Linked DNA regions of Homo sapiens: region 2 is linked to region 1. Evidence: read pairs that join two places in POLR2A ChIA-PET (ENCODE). Cell type or tissue: Panc1. All regions are shown on one strand. Each heading gives the region's core, and the rest is flanking DNA. Links, peaks and the distances in the headings are about the cores only.

What was found. Peaks named below come from ENCODE experiments on the same cell type or tissue, not always from the same donor. Only the 100,000 strongest peaks of a DNase experiment are listed, where the experiment ranks them.
Region 2: POLR2A ChIA-PET joins it to region 1 with 5 read pairs; 2 of 35 experiments call an interaction of 5 or more read pairs at or near these places.

The regions. Positions count from the first base shown.
Region 1 is chr9:71,986,320-71,992,091 of GRCh38, forward strand. No RefSeq gene overlaps it. Among named protein-coding and RNA genes, the nearest start is that of C9orf57, 71 kb to the right of the region's middle. RefSeq lists an enhancer at 3,592-4,791. In Panc1, for the core only: no CTCF peak of the experiment used is centred there; no DNase peak of the experiment used is centred there; H3K27ac peaks cover 3,957 bases.
Region 2 is chr9:71,883,807-71,889,578 of GRCh38, forward strand. All of the region lies in intron 1 of ABHD17B (abhydrolase domain containing 17B, depalmitoylase), which reads right to left. Among named protein-coding and RNA genes, the nearest start is that of ABHD17B, 24 kb to the right of the region's middle. In Panc1, for the core only: no CTCF peak of the experiment used is centred there; no DNase peak of the experiment used is centred there.

The DNA of each region.
Region 1 (5,772 bases), core at 866-4,865:
CACACTGCACATAAATATATATATACACTGAGCCATACTCTTAAATTTGCACACTTTACTGTATATGCGTTACTTGTTAGTAGTAAAGATTTACAAAAAATAAAATGTAATCCTCAGGTGGAGTAACCGGTACCCCAGCCCACCATCGCTTGGTATATTTGGCATCTACCTTGGTATTTGTACCATCTGTGGTCACTAAAAGATGAACATAGCCCTTTGATTTCATGTTGATATTAAGTTAAAATGTATATATCAATGTCTATCGTCCCAAATTGAGAAGGTAATGGCATGGTCTCTATTTATTTAAAGGTTTAGTTTGTTTTGAATATTTGCGTGCCTGCAGGACCCACATTCTGCAGCAGTACCCATGGGTGATTGAATCTCTTCAAAACCATCTGCTGTCTCTTCCTTACTCCTCAAATCTTGTAAAAGGATCTGAGAAATAAAACTGCCTGCTCTTTACTGTCTGCAGAAGAAGACCTCACCCCTTCTCCTGTCAGTGACAGGAGGTCAAATGCATCCTAACAAATCAAGGTGATATTAAAAAAAAAAAATCATTCTGTAGCAGGCAGAAACAAGTCCCTGAAAATTTCAATAAGCCACTGACTATTTAAACAAGGCATATCAGAAAGGCATTCAGGGAAGAAAAATGTGTTAGGGAAATGAAAACCAGAGTCACTTAGCAGAATGCAGAAAAATCCTTTGGAAAGGGAGTCTTATCATAATAGATGGGAAATTACCATCCATCACTCAGCTATCACTTTAAAGCCACAGGCTGGGTGATCTCACTTCAGGGAGCACATCTTAAGCACTGTGCATCAAAAACACGGGCTGGACTGGCTGATGTCTACCTATGAAATCATTCAAAGAGAGCCGAAATCTTTGTTCAGCTGGTGCTGTATTAAATGCTGTCAGTTTTACCTGATACCGTCTTTTGAAATGCTGTGCTCTGTGCCATTATGTTCCAGTTACTTTGATGTCATTCTGTTGGAGTTGGGTAGAACACGTAGGGCAGCTATTTTTTTTTTTTTAGATAAAAAAAGGTTTTTTAAGAGATGGGGTTTTGCTATGTTGCCCAGGCTGGACTTGAACTCCTAATTTGTGGGCTCAAGGGATCCTCCCACCTCAGCCTCCATGAGTAGCTGAGACCACAGGCACATGCCACCTGTTAACTTAAAAAAAAATCACAAATCTACAAGTTTGGAAAGGTGAGGAGACTTTATTTCTTATAAGGAGTTATAGCTTGCAAGGTGGCATCCTGCAGGCTGGGAAGCACAGCCTCCAGGCAAGACCAGAGACAGGCACTTCGAAGGAGGAGGGGTTAGGGTAAGAGCTTTATGATGAATGGGTTGGCTAAACATACATATTCAACAGGTTACAGGAGGATTATAAATATTCATGAAGGTGGTCCTGACGCATGCATATTGAACAAGCATGCATGTTATATACAACCCATGTTCACCTTGGGGTGGAGACTTAATATTTAAATGTTAGGCCCTATACGTAACATTTAAAAATTAGGTCCTGCACATCAGAAGGTCTTTTCAGGACATGAACGCATATAAATGCACAACCTCCATAAACCAGCCAGAACCAGTCCGTAATCGGTGGTCTTATCAGGGGAAAGTTATTGAAACCAGTCTCTTGTCCAATCAAGGCTATAGTTGTGGCTGGTGCAACAGGGGTTCAGTTAGTCACGGTTGGCATGAGCTGCAACGTTTTTTTACTATTGCTTATCTCAAGACTAGCATTTCTTTAGCTGCTAGAGAAAAAGAAAACCCTTGTGGCAGTTAGAGCACAGTTTATCCTTTAAGTGTAGGAGTGCATGACTTAACGCTTGCCTGGCATAGCCTAGGTCCTGTTTATAATTTGGTATCTTATTGCCACAAAGAGTCTGTTCTATCAATCTTATGATCTTTATTTTAACATTAATGCTGAGTGGTAATGGTGCCATGCTGTTACTAGCCCCAGGGTACGGTACCATGCTTAGCGAATTCCCTATGCCCTACTCATATCCTTGTAAATAGTGCCTTTATTAAACTCTCTTTAAGCTATCCAGAGTATGTCATCTATTTCTCTCTGGAATTTTTTTTCTTTTTTTTTTTTTTTTTGAGATGGAGTCTCGCTCTGTCACCAGGATGGAGTGCAGTGGCGTGATCTCAGCTCACTGCAACCTCCGACTCCCTGGTTCAAGCAATTCTCCTGCCTCAGCCTCCCAAGTAGCTGGAATTACAGACATGCATCACCACGCCCAGCTAATTTTTGTATTTTTAGTAGAGACAGTGTTTCACCATGTTGGCCAGGATAGTCTCGATCTCCTGACCTTGTGATCCGCCCACTTCGGCCTCCCAAAGTGCTGGGATTACAGGCGTGAGTCACCACGCCTGGCCTTTCTTTTCTTTTCTTTTCTTTTTTGATGGAGTCTCACTCTGTTGCCCAGGCTGGAGTGCAGTGGTGCGATCTCGGCTCACTGTAACCTCTGCTACTTGAGTTCAAGCAATTCTCTTTCCTCAGCCTCCCAAGTAGCTGGGATTACAGGCGCCTGCCACCATGCCTGGCAAATTTTTGTATCTTTAGTAGAGATAGGGTTTCACCATCTTAGCCAGGCTGGTCTTGAACTCCTGACGTCGTGATCCACCTGTCTCGGCCTCCCAAAATGCTGGGATTACAGGTGTGAGCCACCGCATCTAGCCTCTGTGGGATCTTGACTGACATAGAAATTGCTACTACAGGTGGCCCCAGGAGAAAGACACTCAGATTGGGAATCTTGGTTTGGATAGTGCATTTACTTACTTGCCAGTGGTAAATGCGACACAGATAACCCCTGTCATAGGGCAGCATCATGGTTATTCACATTATCACTGTGTGGGCATGAGATGAAGAGCAGGAAGAGGGCAAGGCATTGGAAGATCAAGTACTGTGGCACTGACATTATGGTGATTAGTAATGATTATATAGACCATGGGACCACCTGGCTTCTTTTGACAGTGCTAGAAAGTATATGAAGAATAAAGGAAAAATGAAACTGTGAGTTTGCAGTTGAGATTGTAAGTGGATAATCAGAAAGCCTGGGTGGCAGCTTTTGAAGGATGAAGTGGCAGCTTTTGAAGGATGAAGTGTCTCCTATACTCACAGAGCAGATGACACCGTGGGCCACGTCCAGTTCCTAATGCTGAGCATTATAACAACATTTAATTGGGTTGCACACCAACTTCACTAGGCCTTTTCTGCCAAGGTGAGGGCACTGGTAGAGGAGTGGAGCTTAAAACAGGGGCTGGATCAATGTGGGTAAAGCAGAATTTTGAAACTCCAGACTCCCTTGGACTTCCCTAGCTATGCGAGGGAGCTCTGCCTCCACTATTTGAGAGAAGCAGTTCTTACCTACATAAAAATTTTTCAATACCTGCACCTGGGGCAGTTGTCACACAAGCTGAGGCCAGTGCCCCTCAGGACCTCCCTCCACCCAACACCTGCCCCTCATTACTACTAGGCCTTTACTGAAAGGAATTGCTAGTCCTGAAGTGAGTAGTGATAGCCTGTACACAGAAAGAAGTTTAGATCGGGATTGTACGAAACTGTATTGTCAGGAGCCTAGGGAGCCCTTAAGGGGTAGTGAATCCTAAGGATCTTAGACCAAGGAGAAAAAATACATGGCTTTATTGAGCCACACTCACAGAGATGGGTTGGGATTTAATGTATTGCATGGGCCACCCAAGAGTGACATTAATGATCTGCTAATTGAGCTTGAACTCATGGCCTTGGTTAATTGAGCTTGAACTCATGGCCTGGAGCCTTGAAACTCAGTGTGGTCTGTGGATCGGCAGCAGTGGCATCACCTGGGAGCTGAATGGAATCCTAGAATCTCAGAATCCACCCCAGACCTACTGAAGCAAAACTCTGTATTTTACAAGCCTCGCAGGTGATTTGTGTGCATATTAAAGGTTGAGAAAAACTTCTCTAGGCCTCTGATATAATGAGGTTGAAATATCGAACAGTGGCTTCCACACTGTGTTCCCAAACAACAGGGTTGGCATCATCTGGGAACTCAGAAATGCAAATTCTCAGACCCCACCCAAGACCTCCCGAATCAGAGTTATGGGGTAGGGGGCAGGAATCTGTGTTTTCACAAGCTTTCCAGGGGATTCTGATGCACAATCTTGTTTGAGTCAGTTTCATGACCTGCTTATGGCCTATAGTTAATTAGGTCAAAATGTTGGAACTTCCCTGGCATACCAAAGAGCAGTGCTTCTCTATTACAAACAACTACTCAGCCACCCTCTCATCTGCTTGTCACCAAAGCCGCAGGAAGTGCATCAGTGGGAAGATACCAGCCTGCTTGAAAAGGTGATGACTCTCCTTGAGAGGCCAGAGATAACCTTGGGGGAAATTGCAAAAGGACTGGGTTTTCTGATCTCATGGGACTATGGGATCCCAGAGGCCTGAGGCCAAATGGCAGCATTTAACTGTCAAAGACAGTTGAGTACACCAGCTACAGTAAGCCACAGAGACAGAGGTAATTAGAGATTTTTGGCCCACAGGCATCTGTGGCAATAACTAAATGATTATAGGATCTCTTGAAATGAAATCTGTGGTCACTACTGAAGTTCTTCTTGATATATACAGGTGAAAAAATTGGGGCTATACTGGGAAAACCTCAAATCTACATAATGGGAAATCTTGGCCTCTTAGGTCCCAGATCTTAGCCAAAGCCCCTCAACAGAGGGAAAGGGTGGATCCTTTGAGGACGGATGCTATAGTAGAGGCATAGCTGTTTATCATGAATGATCCATCTCCTCTTCCCTGGAAGAACTTACTGCCATTTACTTAAGAAACTATACATAGAGCAAAGAGAAATAACACACCCTCTCAGGAGTTACTAGATACTTACTCTGAACTGACATTTATCCTAGGAGACCTGAAAAATGCCAGTGGGGTCCACCATTCAGATAACTGGTGGAGTCTGGGCCCAGGTTCATCTTACGGTTGGTCCAGTAGGACCTTGGATCCACATTGTGGTTATTTCCCAGCCTTAAAATATACAGTGGGGCTACATATACTTAGTAACAGGCAGATGCCCATATTTGTTACCTATTTATGGAGCGAGAGTTACTATGGTAGAAAGGGCCAAGTGAAGACCCTGGAACCGCACCACCACCCTCCTTCATGATGGTAAGCTGAAAGCAATTCCCCATCCTTAGGGGAGTTGCAGAGGTTGGTGCCACCATTGAACACTTAAAAGATGCAGTGCTTTGATCCTTATCACATGCTCATTCAACTTACCTGTTTGGCCAGTGTAAGAGTCAGACAGGTAATGGAAAATGATTGTGTATCACTGCAAACTTAAACAGATGGTGATGGCAAAAATAACAATGATCTGGATGTAGTATCTTTACTGGAACAAATCAATACGGCCCTAGTGTCCATTTACAGTCGTTGACCTGTCATATTCCTTTCTCCCCCATTTCCATAATTAACAAAAATCAGAAGAAGTTCGTATTTTCAAGGCAGGGCAACATTATACCTTTACTTAGTTGTCTCCAGGCCACATGAACTCTCCTGGTCTCTGTTATAAAACAGTCCAAAGGGCCTGTAATCAACTTGATACCCTACATCGTGTCACTCTCATCTTTTACAATGATGACATAATGCTAACTGGAACTGGGGAACAGAAAGTAGCAAGTATCCTAGAAGTCTTAGTAAGTCACATTCATGCCAGAGGATAGGAGATAGAGTCCATGAACATTCAGGAGCCTGCTGTATGTGTAATGTTTT
Region 2 (5,772 bases), core at 1,082-5,081, 100 kb before region 1:
CGTGCCTGTAATCCCAGCTACTCGGGAGGCTGAGGCAGAAGAATCACTTGAGCCTGGGAGGCAGAGGTTGCAGTGAGCCGAGATTGCATCATTGCACTACAGCTTGGGTGACAGAGCAAGACTCTGTCTCAAAAAAAAAAAGAAAGAGAAAAGATAAATGTCCTTTTTTGGATGAATTCATCATCCCAAACTGTCAGAATATTTAAAATGTAGGGAACTTCAGCAAAAACAAGAAAAAACTGGGTAACTCAAGAACAATGGGCAAAAGATAGGAATAGGCAATTCATATGGCTAACAAGTATATGAAAAAAGGCTCAACCTCACCAACTATCAGAGAAATCAAAAAATAATACATCAAAACTAAAAGAAAAAATTAGAAAGCTGAGTATTATCAAGTGCTGGTGAGAATGGGGAAAATGGAAATCTTTGTAAACTGCTTGGTAAGCCATTGTGTTTACCAATGACCCAGAATCTCTCTCTTGGGTAAGTACTACAAAGAAATACTTGCACAGGTCCTTTAAGTGTATCTGAAGTATTATTTGTGTCAGGGCCTGAGATGCAATATAGGTTCCATAACTGGGGAAATGAGTAAGCATGTGTTGGATGCAGATAATAGAAAATTAACACAGTCAGAAGCAAAGACTGATGACTAGGGATTAAATATAATGGTATTGGGTGAAAAAAGTAAGGTACGAACAGATCTATAATATCATTAACATACATGCAAAACAGACATAAACATTATCTTTGAGGACAAATACATTTCTAAGGGTACATATGTCAGAGTATATGCTTACCAAAGGGGTAATGGGGATGGAGGTTGAAGGGAAAAAAAAAAAAAAGGAAATTAAGTAAAACAAGAGCAGGGCCTATGCTCATAGATTGATGGTGATAATGCGCCATGAACTAGATTAGAAATTCCAGAGGGTAACAATCACATCTGCTTGCTTACAACTGGACATCTAGTATCAAGCAGAATACTTGACATATAGTAGGGTTTCTAATATTTCTTAAATGAATGAGTTAGTAAATTATTAAGACTGATTCAACTCTTTGCACCCAAGAAGCTCCTACAAAAGAAAGAAATTCACTAAATTTACATGTCAAGAAAAAATGCAAAAATGTTTTGTTACTATTACTTAGGTTTTTCATATGGGGGCAAAACAGAATCTTTTTCATATGGGGGCAAAAGAGAAGCAGTCAAATAAAAATCTATGAACCTAAGTGGGGGCAGGTGGAAAAAGCCTTGCAAGTTACTCAAATCACTCAATGTGTTATGAAACACAGAGAAGGACCCTATTCCAGGGAGGAGGGAATCTTGCCCCTCTTGCAATAAATACACAAAATGAAAGGTCAGGCCGGGAACGGTGGCTCATGACTGTAATCCCAGCAATTTGGGAGGCCAAGGCAGGAGGATCACTTGAGGTCAGGAGTTCGAGACCAGCCTGGCCAACATGGTGAAACCCCATCTCTACTAAAAAAATAATAATAATTAATATAAAAATTAGCCAGGCGTGGAGGCGTACACCTGTCATCCCAGCTACTCAGGAGTCTGAGGCAGGAGAATGGCTTGAACCCGGGAAGCAGAGGTTACAGTGAGCCGAGATTGCACCACTGCACTCCAGCCTGGGTGACAGAACAAGACTCTGTCTCCAAAAAAAAAAAAAAAAGGGGGTCACCTCAATGTTAAACAGATGGCCCATTGTGAAAATTAAGGTTTTCCTTTTGGCAGGGCATTCAACAATTTCTTCACTTACAGCAAGAGCAATTTCCTAAAATTGTATGAAATAATAATTTAAGAATCTGCTTCTCCTGGTAACGTTTTCCTCCTCAATGACAAAGAAAAAAGATAAATAACTGATTCTTTCTCAGCAAAACAGGAAGACTAATGTAAAAAAAAGTCCCTAAATAGAATGACCTACTGTATCTCCTTCCTCTCTTCTAACGTAAGAAATTACTGACATGACTCCTGTCAATTTTTGACATAATAACAATTTACTAGGGGAAAAAAAATCTCCTTTTGATCTCCTTGTAATAGTTTCTTGGTAATGCAGACCAACTCATATTACTACTAATTATTATAAGGTTTAAGATTTTTGTTGTACTGAACTAGCATTAAAAGTCTTTAAAAGCAGGTTTAGAGAAAACATTTAAAAGAATGCTTATATCTTTCTTCATTTTGTGTGATATGTTGACAACTATGCTCAGTACACTGTATGTGATAAACCATTTAAATTTTGATATATTAGATTTCATGTTAAGAACTATAGTCTAAAATTCAAGATGAATTACTCCATTTATGGATAACTCTGGGGATGCAATATCATTCTGTGTAATCTGTAGTAGTATTCAAAGTATAGCTACATGTGAAACTCTAAGCTCTGAGTGTTATGGTTTTTAGAAAGCCATACACATTACAGAGTTTAGTACATACAGAGAAGCTGAATATTCACCTTGAAAGAAGATGAAGCATCCAAAACACAGTATCAAAGTTTCCTGGGCCAGGCACAGTGGCTCATGCCTGTAATCTGAGCACTTTGGGAGGCCGAGTCAGGAGGATCTCTTGAGGCCAGGAGTTCAAGACCAGCCTGGGCAACATAGGGAGACCCTGTCTCAAAAAAAAAAAAAAAAAATCCACTAACTCACTAACTACAACTTGAACAGGAGGTACTTAGTTGTAACAATGTTTTAAAACATTTTCTATCTTATCTGGGCATGCCTTATGCAGGACCAAAGCTCGTCACACTCTGTTGCCCCGGCTGGAGTGCAGTGACGTGATCTCGGCTCACTGCACCCTCCGCCTCCCAGGCTCAAGCGATCCTCCTACCTCAGCCTCCCGAGCAGCTGGGACCACAGGTGTGTGCCACCATGTCTGGCTAATTATTCGTACTTTTTGTAGAGACAGGGTTTCATGGATGAAACGGGTTCACAGATGAAACAAGTTTCATCTGTGAGATCAAAGGGCTCAAAATTCAGGTGACTTTGCAGGAAAAAGTCAGCTCTGCTTGAAGACACAAACTGGATGAACTGCATGCTACATGAGTTTTTAAACTCGGAGAAAAAATTTAAAAATATTAATGTTTTAATATTTTGAATTAAAAGAAGAAATTTTTGCAAAACCTCTTCTTTGAAAAAGAATCATGTCTGGTACTTTTAAGGTAAAGTTGCAATTTTTAAATACCAATAAGATTCTAGATATAGAGTGTAACAGTGCCAATGGGTCACTTGAAAACACCCTTAGAAGTGTGGGTTTTGTTGGGGTAAACTGAACAAACGCCTTAATAATTTGAGTTTAGAAAAATTTAGAGGAGTTTCTCAAATGGAAAAAAAAATGTACTGGGCAATGTGCAAATAAGAGTCCTTTCTCACTGGTGGAAAGTACTGGAGTTAGACGAAAAAAGAAAGTTGAGGTGAAGATAGGAGGCATCAACCAGAGACATCAAAATAGTGTCAGTTCTAGTGTAAGTTGTGAACTTACTATCCTAGTAAAAAAAAAGCTAGTAAGGTTCAGAAATGAAGATGTTAGATCTATGATGACATTATAGTAGAAGATGAAAATTAAGGGTAAAGAGTCTATAAGCTGTGCCAAGCAAACTAATTTGGGTCAGAAGTCCTATTTATTTTAATGCAGTGCTTTTTATTACTTTTGTTTTCCCTCAGTTTCTTGATACTGCTAGACACTGCACTAGCTAAGCACTCACTCTCCACATATGATTATTTAAATTTAAATTACCTAAAATTAAATATTCACTTCTTCAATCCCACCAGCCACTGTGGCTACAAGTTACACAGCATAGTATGAATATTTCTTTCACTACAGAAAGCCCTAATGGGCAGTGCTGAACGAAAACCTTTGAAACCCAGACAATCCAGAACAAACAGTTCCATGCTTTAAATTCATACTAGCTTCAAATGCTAAAGAGCACCTTCCTTCCTGGCTTTTCCATCAAAGTACATATACGTAAATCTCATAGATCTTTCTGTTGAACATTGATAAAACACACAGAACTAAGTGAGATTGCCTACACAAGACTATTCTGGAAAATTTTATCTTTATGACACAGACTTATTTCTAACCCAATTCTAACATAAAAGCCATTTTATTAAAAATGAGCAGTGCAACTCAATTAGGCTATCTATATGTTTTAATCCACGGTTTGATGAATCAAAAGGATTCATGTTCTTGAGAGGTTCCTTGTAAGCTGAAGTTGCAAGTAAACCATGAGAAAGTGTAAAAAACACTTGTGACTATTAGCTAATGAATTTCTGAACATAGTCCAAAACAGTATCCTAAACACTTACAATCTTGATGATCCACCAGAGCAATGTCCTAACAAGTGAACAAAGTCTTACTGATGGAGCAGTAAAATAGGTTGTTGGTTTTTGCATATGCTAGTATCACATATTCCTATAAAACTTTTGGTGACTGGAAAGTACAATTAGCTCAGGGCTTTTAAAAGTCACACCTTTACCTGTTGCTGAGCGTAAGCTAGACATGAACAGACACATGTTTTCTCTCCCTAATCATCAGCTTTTGGCATTTCTATTCTAAGAATCCAAATCATGCTTATCCTCAAACTCAAAGTTCATAGAAAAGCTGTCATATTACATTGTTCCAGAAACATTCCACAATGCACATTATTCCCTAGTTTATAAGTAAAATAAGTCCCTGAGAAACTTTTCAGGTGAGTACCTACTCAGTATTTTTCATACCATAGAACACCCATATGTACCTCAATATTATCTAGTCAATGTAGTCACAAATCTCACAAAATTTAAGGATTATTGATTATAAATAATGAATACAATCTTTTTTTAAAAAGAGGTTCATATTATGGGTACCCCAGTTTGAATTTCTAAGAGTTACAAAAAAGATTATTTCTAAGAGTTTATACAAAAAGTTTATAAAACCATTTACAGGTCAATACAGCATATGAGCATGGACCCACACAACCCTTATTTACCAAGCAGTAAATAAAATAAGGTGTTTCAATAAAGTTAAAAAAACTTTACCAAACAACAACAAAGGTTTTGTTTTTTAGGCAACTGAAACTGCTGTAAAACATATTAGAGCTACAGTGAAAAGACAAAAACGTAAACGGTGATAATACTACTACTGTATGCAAATAAATATTAGTCAAGTTCCACAATAGGGATTTGATATTTTAAGAAATAACATTGCTATTATGAAAGTATTACAAGACAAAGTTTAAAAAAAAAAACAAACCAGCCAGGTGCAGTGTCTCACGCCTGTAATCACAGCACTTTGGGAGGCTGAGGCGGGCGGATCACAAGGTTAGGAGTTCGAGACCAGCCCGGCCAATATAGTGAAACTCCATCTCTACCAAAAATACAAAAAAATTAGCCAGGCGTGGTGGCAGGCGCCTGTAATCATAGCTACTCGGGAGGCTGAGGCAGGTGAATCACTTGAACCTAGGAGGTACAGGCTGCAGTGAGCCGAGATTGCACCACTGCACTCCAGCCTGGACGACAGTGCGAGACTCCGTCTAAAGAAAAAAAAAAAAATCAAACCGCATGTTACACTATTTTTTAAAAGTCTCCTCGCCAGGCTAAAATTAGGATTGGTTAAAAGTCCACTTCAAAAAATGAAGTTCCCTAGATACTGTCTCCAACTCATAAGAGTAGAGGTTTATATTGGGAAAACCTCCTCTGAGGAATCAGACTAATCTGAAAGACATATCTTAAAAGAGACTGATATGGCAAATTACACAGGGAAGTTGGGGGATCTGGGAGCGTATTTGTGCGATACTG